Linked DNA regions of Homo sapiens: region 2 is linked to region 1. Evidence: read pairs that join two places in POLR2A ChIA-PET (ENCODE). Cell type or tissue: K562. All regions are shown on one strand. Links, peaks and the distances in the headings refer to the core of each region. The heading gives the core; the rest is flanking DNA. Region 1 has its middle 18 kb from the start of IL20. Region 2 overlaps FCAMR (Fc alpha and mu receptor).

Region 1 (5,376 bases), core at 264-5,263:
GGCCATGTTTCTAGTTGTACAACAGAGATTCAAACTCCGGGTGTCCTACTCCAAAGCCTGAGCCCTCCATCATGATGGTTTGTGGCTTGTGCATCTTGCTCATGTGACAAGAAGCCCACAAGAGAAGGTGATTTACTGGCATAATGACCTGCACCTGTAGGAAATATTGTTATTATCAATGGTAGTAGAAGTACTAGTAGGAGAGGAGGAGGAGCAGGAGGAAGATAATTGAAGAAGAGCTCATCCTTTCTGAAATGGCTAGTATCTTGCTTAAAACTCTCCTAGGTCTCTTGTTTGCTTCCTTTCCCCGTCTACTTTTCCTTTCTCTTTTTTCAGACTTGAAGAATATGTCCCAATGCTTTTTGAGTTCGCAGTAGTTCTGGCATAGTGGGGTGTGTGTGTGTGTGTGTGCGTGTGTGTTTGTGTGTGTTTCTTCACAGAGCTGGTGCTTAAGAAATACATGCTAAGAAGCCAAGAGTAACATTATCTCCCAAACCATGCTGAGTCCTCTGTCAGCCCCTAGTAGGTACCCTTGAAAAATCTGGAGCTCACCTCCACTGCTAAGGTGCAAGGGGAGGGAATCCATGTCACGCACCAGGGCCATGACAGGTACTTTACACATAGGACCTCATTCAAGCCTCAGAGGAAGCCAAGGGGGTTGGAGTTCTTATCCTCACACGGTCAGTGAAGGCATCTCAGGCTCAGGGAGGTGGGGGAGCTTGCCCAAGTCCACAAAGCTTTGGGATGGCAGATCCAGAAAATGAATCCAGGCCCCATCTTCCTGGCTTTGGTGCCCTCTCCTTTTGCTGCTAGGGGAGTTCCTTTTATCCTGGACAAGACTGTATAACCTAGGGCCCAGGTTACTATGTTGAATGCCAGCAATGAAGATAACTAAACCCAGATGCACCAAAAGGGGCTTGGACTAACTAGCCACAAGCTTCTGAAGTTACACATGAAATTATGGACATACACAGAGCAAAGGAGCAGAGGCCAACTTCTGAGTATGTCACGCAATGTTCCCGGCCCAGCTGAGGCCTGGGCTCCTCCTGGGGATGCTCTATCCTCCTTCCATCTTCCAGAGCAAATTGTTAATAGCCACACATGTTCATACTGCTGAAACTTCATACTGCTGAAAAAGGCACTGAAGAGGTAGGAAAAACAGTCTTGAATCGCTGATGCCACCCTGTCCCCAATCCCCCATCAGTGGCAGTGTGGTGCAGAGAGCAGTTTTGTGTTCTGGGGAGAGGGAGAGCGCAGCAATTGTGAGGCATTGAAATCAGTACTGTCCTTGTTACAGGAGAAAGCAAAACTGGAACACATTCACCTGATGGCCACCCATGGAGGGAGATTTAAACCAGCCCTACCCAGAGGGGAGTCACTGACCCCAACAGTCAGAACTTGAGTTTCTGCAAGCCTTACCACTGTGGGCTAAAGTGCTCTGGGGTTCCAAATAAACTTGAAATTCAGTCTAGGCCAGAAGGACTGCAACTCCTAGGCAAGTACTAGTGTTGAACTGGGCCCAGAGCCAGCAGACTAGGGTGTGAATGCACACAATATACTGAGACATCAACCAAGGCAGCTAAAGTGGTACCAGCATTACCCCTCCTCTAACCCCAGGCTGCACAGCTCATAGTTCAAAATAATGAGACTCCTTCCTTCCACTTCAGGAGTGGAGACAAAAGAGTAGGGAGGACTTTGTCTTGTATCTTGGATACCAGCTCAACCACAGAAGGATAGGGCACTGGTCAGTCATGAGGCCCCCTTTCCAGGCCCTAGCTCCCACTTGACATTTCTAGGCACGCCCTGGGCCAGAAGGGAACCAGTTGCCTAGAAGGGAAGCACCCAGTTTTGGCAGGATACATCACTGGCTAACTGAAGAGCCCTTGGGCCCTGAATAACCAGCAATGATATCCAGGTACTATGTCGACGGCCTTGGGTGAGACTCTGAGACTTGCTGGCTTCACATGAGACTCAGCACATTCCTAACTATGGTAGCTATGGGGTGAGACTTCTTCTGCTTGGGAAAAGTGGAGGGAAACGTAAAGGGGACTTTGTTTTGCACCTTAGGTACCAGCTTGGACACAATGGGGTACAGAACCAACTGGGCTCCTGGGGTCCCTGATTCTAGGACTTGGCTCTTGGATGGCATTTCTGAACCTGCCCTGGGGAACAGTGGAGCCCACAGCCATGAAGGGTGAGTCCCAGGCCTAGAAGCATTCACCACAAGCTGACTGAAGAGCCCTTGGGAACACTGGCAGTAGTGTGGCAGTACTCTCTGTGGGCCTGAAGTGGCGGTAGCCATCCGATGAGGCTCTCCTGCCTTTGGAAAGCGGTAGAAAGAGTGGGAAAGTCTACATCTTGTGATTTGAGTGCCAGCTCAGGTGCAGTACAATAAAGAACAGAACACAGGGTAGACTCCTGAGGTTTTTTACTCTAGTCTCTGACTCCTAGATAGCACCTCTGGGGGCCTGGGGGAACTTGTCACCCTGATAAGAAGACTCTAGTCTCTGACTCCCAGATAGCACCTCTGGGGGCCTGGGGGAACTTGTCACCCTGATAAGAATGACACAGGCCTGGCTGGCTTTGCTACCTGCTGATTGTAGGGCCCCAGGGCCTTGAGCAAACACAGGCAGTAGCTAGGCAATGGTTACAGAAGGCCTTGGGTGAGACCCAGTGCTGTGGTGGCTTCAGGTCTGACCCAGCACAGTCCTTGGTGGCCACAGGGGTGCTTGTGTCACTCCACCCTGAGCTCCAGGTGTCTCAAAACAGAGAGATAGACTGTTTGGGAGAAAGTAAGGGAAGAAAACAGGAATCTTTGCCTGGTAATCCAGAGAATTCTTCTGGATCTTGTCCAAGATTGTCAAGGTGGTACCTCTACAAGTCTGCAAGAATCACAGTGTTACTGGGCTTGGGGTGCCCCCTAAAGCAGATTGAGCTTAGATCACAACACTCAAGTCCTTTTGAACATCTGGAAAGCCTTCCTAAGAAGGACAGGTACAAACAAGCCCAGACTGTGAAGATTACAATACCTACCTCTTACAATTAATAGCTAAATGCCTAGACACAGAGAAACATCTACAAGCATCAAGATAATCTAGGAAAATATTACCTCACCTAGTGAAATAAATAAGGCACCAGGGACCAACCAATCCTGGAGAAACAGAGATATGTGACCTTTCAGGGAGAGAATTCAAAATAGCTGCGTTGAGAAAACCCAAAGAAATTCAAGATCACACAGAGAAGGAATTCAGAATTCTATCAGATAAATTTAACAGAGAGATTGAAATAATGAGAAAAATAAAGCAGAAATTCTGGAGCTGAAAAATGCAATTGGCATACTGAAGAATACGTCAGAGTTTGTTTTTCGTTTTTGGTTTTTTTTTTTTTTTTTTGACAGAGTCTCACTCTGTTGCCCAGGCTGGAGTGCAGTGGGCGATCTCGGCTCACTGCAAGCTCCGCCTCCCAGGTTCACGCCATTCTCCCACCTCAGCCTCCCCAGTAGCTGGGACTACAGGCACCTGCCACTGCTTCCGGCTAATTTTGTTTTTGTATTTTTAGTAGAGACGGGGTCTCACCATGTTAGCCAGGATGGTCTCAATCTCCTGACCTCGTGATCTGCCCGCCTCGGCCTCCCAAAGTGCTGGGATTACAGGCATGAGCCGCTGCGCCCGGCCACATCAGAGTTTTTTAATAGCAGAATTCAGCAAGCAGAAGACAGGCTATTTGAAAATATACAGCAAGAGGAGACAAAAGAAAAAGTAATAAAAAACAATGAAGCACGCCTACAGGATCTAGAAAATAACTTCAAAAGGGCAAATCTAAGAGTTATTGGCCTTAAAGAGGAAGTACAGGGGTAGGGGTAGAAAATTTATTGAAAGGAATAATAACAGAGAACTTCTCAAGCCCAGAGAAAGATATTAATATTGAAGTACAAGAAGTTTATAGAACACCAAGCAAATTTAACTCAAAGGAGACTACGTCAAGGCATTTAATAATCAAACTCCCAAAAGTCAAAGATAAAGAAAGGATCCTAAAAGCAGGAAGAAAAAAGAAACAACATACACCGTAGCTTCAATACATCTGGCAGCAGACTTTTCAGTGGAAACCTTGTAGGCCAAGAGAGAGTGGCATCATGACCTATTTAAAGTGCTGAAGTAAAAAACTTTTACTGTAGAATATCAGATCTAGTGAAAATAGCCTTCAAACATGAAAAAGAAATAAGGACTTTCCAAGACAAACAAAAGCTGAGGGATTTCATCAACACCAGACCTGTCCTGCAAGAGACGTTAAAGGGAGTGCTTTAATCAGAAAGAAAAGGATGTTAATAAGCAGTAAGGAATCATTTGAAAGTAAAAAACTCACTGGTAATAGTAAGTGCACAGAAAAATACAGAATATTATAACACTGTAACTGTGGTATGTAAACTACTTTTATCTTAAGTAGAAAGACTAAACAATGAAAAATTATGAAAAATAGTAACTTCCACTTGAGGAGTGGAACAAGTTTTCGAGACACAGACAGTACAATAAGATATAAATAGTAACAACAAAAAGTTAAAAAGTGTGGGAACAAAGTTAAGGCATAGAGTCTTTATTAGTTTTTTTTTTTTTGCTTGCTTTTTGTTTCCTTGTTTATGCAAACAGTGTTAAGTTGTTATCAAGTTAAATTAACGGACTATAAAATAGTATTTGCAAGCCTCATGGTAACCTCAAACCAAAAAACATACAATGGATACACACAGGCACAAAAATGAAAAGCAAGAAACTAAATTCTATCACCAGAGAAAATCGCTTTCACTAAAAGGAAGACAGGAAGGAAAGACAGAAGAAAGGGAAGATCACAAACCAGCCAGAAAACAAATCACAAAATGGCAGGAGTAAGTCCTTACTTATCAATAATAACATTGAATGTAAATGGACTAAATGCTCCAATCAAAAGACATAGAGTGACTGAATGGATTTTTTAAAAAAGACCCAACGATCTACTACCTACAAGAAACATATTTCATCTATTAAGACACACAGAGTGAAAATAAAGGGATGGACAAACATATTCCACGCAAATGGAAACCAAAAAAGAGCAGGAGTGGCTACAGTTAAATCAGACAAAATAGATTTCAAGACAAAAGCTGTAAGAAGAGACAAAGAAGGTCACTACATAATGAAAATGGGTCAATTCAGCAAGAGGATATAACAATTATAAATACATATGAACTTGATACTGGAGCACCCAGATATATAAAGCAAATATTAGAACAAAAGAGAGATAGACCCTGATACAATAAAAGCTGGAGACTTCAACAGCCCACTTTCAGCACTGAAAAGATCTTCCAGACAGAAAATCCACAAAGAAACTTAATCTGCACTATAGACCAAA
Region 2 (5,376 bases), core at 377-5,376, 110 kb after region 1:
AAGTGGAACATAAAAGGCCCTGGAGGCTGGGTGTGGTGGCCCACACCTGTAATCCCAGCACTTCAGGAGGCCAAGTGAGGCGATCACTTGAGGCCAGGAGTTCGAGACCAGCCTGGCCAACATTGTGAAAAATACTCTACTAAAAATACAAAAGTTAACCGCGCATGCTGGCGTGCTCCTGTAATCCCAGCTACTCAGGTGGCTGAGGTAGGAGGACTGCTTGAACCCTGGAGGTGGAGGTTACAGTGAGCCAAGATTGTGCCACTGCACTCCAGCCTGGACGAGGGAGCGAGAGTCTGTCTCAAAAATAAATAAATAAAAAAAATATTTAAAAAAAAAAAAAGAAAGAAAAAGGCCCTGGAAATGGAAAGTCAGCCATGGTCCAAAAGCTCTCTCAATTCTTCTTTGGGTCTAGTCTCTACACTCCAAAGAGCTTTGATTCTCTGTTTCTGAGAGGCAGGGACATATGAGCAAACCTTTTTTGAGGTTACCCAACCATTGTCCTATGTGCTGTTACCTCCACACCCTGGCTAGGGAGAAGCGGAAGGAGGAAGATTTTTGGAGTAGACATCCAAAGTCAATAGGTGGAGTGTCAGGTGACTGGGCCCAGCCCCTCTCATAAGCCACTGGGGTCCTGCTGAAGACTTGCTGTTTCCTTGTTCCTGGTCTGAGCCTGGCTCTCGGCCCAAGGCTTGCCTGACAGGCAGCGATTGGAAAAATAGCCCCTGTAATCCCCTGCAGCCTGTGTTCATCTGAGCCTCAATGTTCCCATCTCTAGAATGGGAGTATGTTTCTTTTTGGTGATGTATATTGTAATTAATTTGTAGTTGTCTGTACTCCACTGGCAGAGGTAGGGAAGGAAAGTGCTGGCCCCATAAAATGTTTAGATTAGTTGCATTTGCTAATCAGTCTGATCTTCCCATGCCAGGCCCTAAAGAAGCCACAGTCTGAATTCTTTTTCTTGAACTCTTGTCTGAAATGAAACACAGTATCTTCAGACAAATTAGAGCATTCTGAAAACACCTTTGGACACAGTAGTCCTAGCTTTCTTCCTCTTCTCTAAAGTACTCAAGGTTAGGAAGCCAGAAGTTTGCCACTCAGGGAAAGAAGTAGCCTTTGTTTGACCCTCTATGCTCACAGCAGAACTGGTAGATCTGGATAGAGGTAGCAAGTAAGTGAGCAGTGGGAACAAGGCCAGAGGTGGCAGAGGCAGAACATAGAAGAGTTCAGATCCTACTCAGTAAATGTGTGTCTTTTTGTTGTTGTTGTTTGTAGAGATGAGGTCTCACTATGTTGCCCAGGCTGGTCTCAAGCGCCTGGCATCAAGTGATCCTCCTGCCTCACGCTCCCACAGTGCTGGGTTTACAGGCATGAGCCACGGTGCCTGGCTTCAATCAATGTCTTTGATGCAATGCATCCAGGAGGCAAACAGTGGTCTGCAGGCCAGGGGCATTGGCACTGGTGATCACCACATGCCTGTAGAGGTGCAGCATGGGGTTCTCTCCTAAGGCTGCCGCTTCTCTGCTGCCCACATGGGTTTCAGCTGGCCCCTTAGAGAGTAGGCAGTAGGATGACAGCTCATCATACTGCTGACAGTGAAGGGAGCAGGCTGGCCCGGGAAGGCCAGCACCTGTAAACCAAGCTGTGTCACTGTATGAAAAATGAAGAGCTTGGTGGTGCTGGACCCTGAATGCAGGGTTTGTTTCTTTCTGAGTAGAATCTCCATTCTCCATTCCACATTAGTCATGCTTTCAGCTCTGGGATATCTGTACCAGGTGAGCACAATCAAATAACCTGTGTCTACTTGGCTGCAGTGCGTTATGGGTCTCTCTGTGGAGGTATCTTCCCCTAGGGCCTGACTGAGGCTGTTATTAAACTGATTTTTTATGTCTCAGACCACAGTGGGCTATTGGAGGAGAGGAAGAAACCTCCAACGTATTAGCAGAGAGCTCTCAAAAGTTGGCTTAGAGTCATGCATTTGCCCCGAGTAAGCTGAGACAGATGGACATCCCCACAAATAAAGATCTGAGCTCCTTTTATACATATGTCAGCAAGGACCTCAGGGCTGGTGCCTGAATTTTTAGCTCTAGTTCCGGCTCTCTGAACTTTTTTTTTTAATGCCTCATTAGGCCAGGGTTGTAATAAACTAGTTAGGTGACTAAAGAGAACCAATTCCTGGAAATGATTATGAAACCTTCCATGCACGAGCCTAAGAAAAAGAGAGAGAGAAAGACAGAGAGAGGGAGAGAGAGAGAGAGAGAGAGAGAAAGAAAGAAAGAAGCAAACCTTTAGAGCTTTACACAGGAAGGGACCTGACCAGATACTCAGACTATACATCCAAGCAAGGGGGAAGGCAGGGGACACAAAGATCGAGAATGCAGCTGTGGAGGTGAGGTGCTTTGCATGAAGTCCCAGTGTGCCCTTTCCTGAGTAGTGTAACTTAACTTCTCTGGTCCTCAGATTTCCCATCTATGAAATGGGAATGATCACACCTACCTTACAGAAATGTTACCGTAACTGTGATACACAATGTGAAAACACCTAGGATAGTGCCTGCTGTGCAGAAACACGTTAACAAGCAGTAGCAGCGTTAGTAAGTAACAGTGTAAAGTGAACTGCAGAAATGCACCCGAACCTGAGAATCTGCTTGATCTTGTGAAAATCAATGGTCTCCCTGCATCCTCGATTAGATTCTAATCCTAAGTTAGAAATCCCCAGGGAGGCTTCCCTGATTCTGGCCTAGGGATAGATGTTTGCCTGCCCCTCATCTCAGTGGTATAGGCATCATGCTAGCCGGAGGTATAAGATGAAAAACAACAGCACTGACAATACCAAGTGGTGGAGGTGGCCTCCTCTGCCAGTTTGGCCTCTGGCCCTTTAAATCAACCCTCCTGACTACTCCATGGATCAGTTAGCCCATAAAGGAGAGCTGTGAACACTTGGGGCTTCCCCGCTTCTCTCCCTGAAAGTTCTTACTCAGATCTTATCTCTGCCCCCTCCAAACTCTTGGCCCTGGGACTCTAATCTGGCCCTGCCCTGGCCTTTTGAACTCTTACCAGCTCCACCTCTGGTGGAGCTTAACTTTCCCTATAACGGCCTCCCTGCTAGAAACGCTCCTGGCTCTAGCCACGTGGCCAACACTCTTGCTGGGCTGGTTGTCTCCTCCCTCCCCTTCTTCCCCCAAGATGGGGTAGTCAGACAGAACATTCTAGCTGCTGAATTCCACAATGAAAGTATTAGAGCCGTTTGGAGGAAGGAGAGGTCCTGGAGAAAGGTGGTCAGGGAAGCCCTTGAGGAAGAATAGGATCTGATCTCCAGATCCGAGTGGGAACAAAAGAGTCCTGTACAATTTCATGGCTTAGTCCAGGGACTGGCAGATTCTGGCTCAAGGGCCAAATCCAGCCTCCCTCCTGTTTTGGGAAATAAAGTTTTGTTGGAACACAGCTGCGGTCATTTGTTTCTCGATTGCCTGGCTGCTTTTGTGCTGCAACGGCAGAACTGAGTAGTTGCCATAGAGACTGTATGGCCTGCAAAGCCTAAAATGTTTACCATGTGGCCCTTTACTGAAGAGTTGGCCAACCCCGGGTTTAGTGCATCAGGCTTCCCCAAACAGTGATGTGAGGAACTCCAGCCCCTTGGGACTGCTTCAATCAAACACAATAATCCAACACATCTGGGAAACACACATTATGTCCCCATCCCGAGGTGTGAAAACCCAGGGTGTTTCACAATACACCTCCATATAGCAAAGGCTCCAAAAGATCCTGCATAGAAGAATGTTTGTGGTTTCCCAGCATTTCCAAAACTTCATTAATCTACCAAACCTCCTTTTCCTCAGAACACCTTTTCACATCCTGAGAATCTAGCATTAGAAACAGTCTGGGTGCTGGGCCCATCCCTGCCACAAATGAGAACCAATTCCTGGGAATGATCATGAAACCTTCCATGCACAAGCCTAAGAGAGAGAGAGAGAAAGAAGTGAGCCTTTAGAGCTTTACACAGGAAAGGACCTGACCAGATACCTAGATCATAAATCCAAGCAAGGGGCACGGCGATCCAGAACATAGCTGTGGAGGTGGGCTGCTCCGAGTGGCCTTTGCTGAAGTACACACCTTGCAGAGCCTGCTCCCTCATTGGTTGAATAGGATCCATGATGTCTGTCCTATCTCCGTTACAGGATTATTTGGGGCAGGTCATTGAGAAAGCGAACAGGAAAATAGTCTCGAGGGACGACTGTGGTATCCTTGATTTTTGACAGTGAGTTTTGCTTTGGTACAATGCTCAGCAATGGTGAAGTGAAAAAGGCCCTGAACCAAGGTCACGAGTTCTCTTTGCTAGTCCTCACAGTGCTATAACTAACTGGGTTAACTGGGTGACTTTAAACAAGCGCCCCCCACCTGTACCCTTAACCCTGTTGGGCCTCAAGTCCCTCTCTTCTAGAATGAGGATATTAGACTAATCTCTAAAGATCTGTTAGCTCTGAAATTCTGCGATTCCATGTGGTTAGATGTGTGCAATTTTCCTACTTATCCAAAACAACAGGTTTCTCTTATAAGCCATAAAACCGGCATCTCCTTGATTTTCTTTGTACAGTGTCTGTGTTCAGAACCAGATATAAGGGGGTATTACTGAAGGATTTCTGTGCTGCTGACAGCTTAGAAGGCAGGACTAAGCCTTCTGGAAATGTCTACCTGGCAATTCTCAACTCGATATTGGTGCCTATTTTTCCTTTCTGCCTCCACCGCTCAGGCTGTTCCATCCAACAATGGAGCCCAGACAGTTTGCCAGCGGATCTGGCAAAAGAAAATAGTGGATGTGATTCCTGGAAAGGCAGTGGGGCCTAGGGTGGAGCGAAAGTTCCCTGACAAGCATGAGGTGATGTAGTTACAGGGCAGAATCCACATAAAATTCCTCTCTTTTGTCTCCCACCTCACCCCCAAAAACCATTTTCCAGCTTCACCAACAGTCCTCCATATCGAGGATTTATAAGCAGCTGAACAAGAGGGCCTTTATGAAGAAAGCAAGAATCTACTGAAAATACCCTGCTCCTCCATGAATGTAGGAAAATCCCAGAAAATCTTGGCCGGGTCAAAAGGTCTACGGCACAATAAGCCTGGGTCCAAATGGGGCGGGATGATGTGAGGAATGGGTGTTTGCCCTTTTGATCTCAGCGGAGAAACCAGCTGCCTGTGGGGTCATCTAGGGGACTCCCAAAAGGAGGGGCAGAAGCCCAGGGGGACCCAGAGTTCTTGCAGAGGAAGGGTGCCTAGAGGCCACTGAGCCCCCAAGTCAATCAGACACAGGTATTTATTGGGGTCCTACTGAGTTGGAAGTTCTCTGGGGGCATCATGAGACAGATAAAATGCAATTACTGCC

The links. Peaks named below come from ENCODE experiments on the same cell type or tissue, not always from the same donor. Only the 100,000 strongest peaks of a DNase experiment are listed, where the experiment ranks them.
Region 2: POLR2A ChIA-PET joins it to region 1 with 6 read pairs; 1 of 35 experiments calls an interaction of 5 or more read pairs at or near these places.

What each region holds. Positions count from the first base shown.
Region 1 is chr1:206,845,140-206,850,515 of GRCh38, forward strand. No RefSeq gene overlaps it. Among named protein-coding and RNA genes, the nearest start is that of IL20, 18 kb to the right of the region's middle. In K562, for the core only: a CTCF peak has its summit at 2,598; a DNase peak (open chromatin) is centred at 2,512.
Region 2 is chr1:206,952,678-206,958,053 of GRCh38, forward strand. FCAMR (Fc alpha and mu receptor) reads right to left here. Exons shown (of 8, transcript NM_001170631.2): 8 at 5,290-5,376. Among named protein-coding and RNA genes, the nearest start is that of PIGR, 8.9 kb to the left of the region's middle. In K562, for the core only: no CTCF peak of the experiment used is centred there; a DNase peak (open chromatin) is centred at 3,024.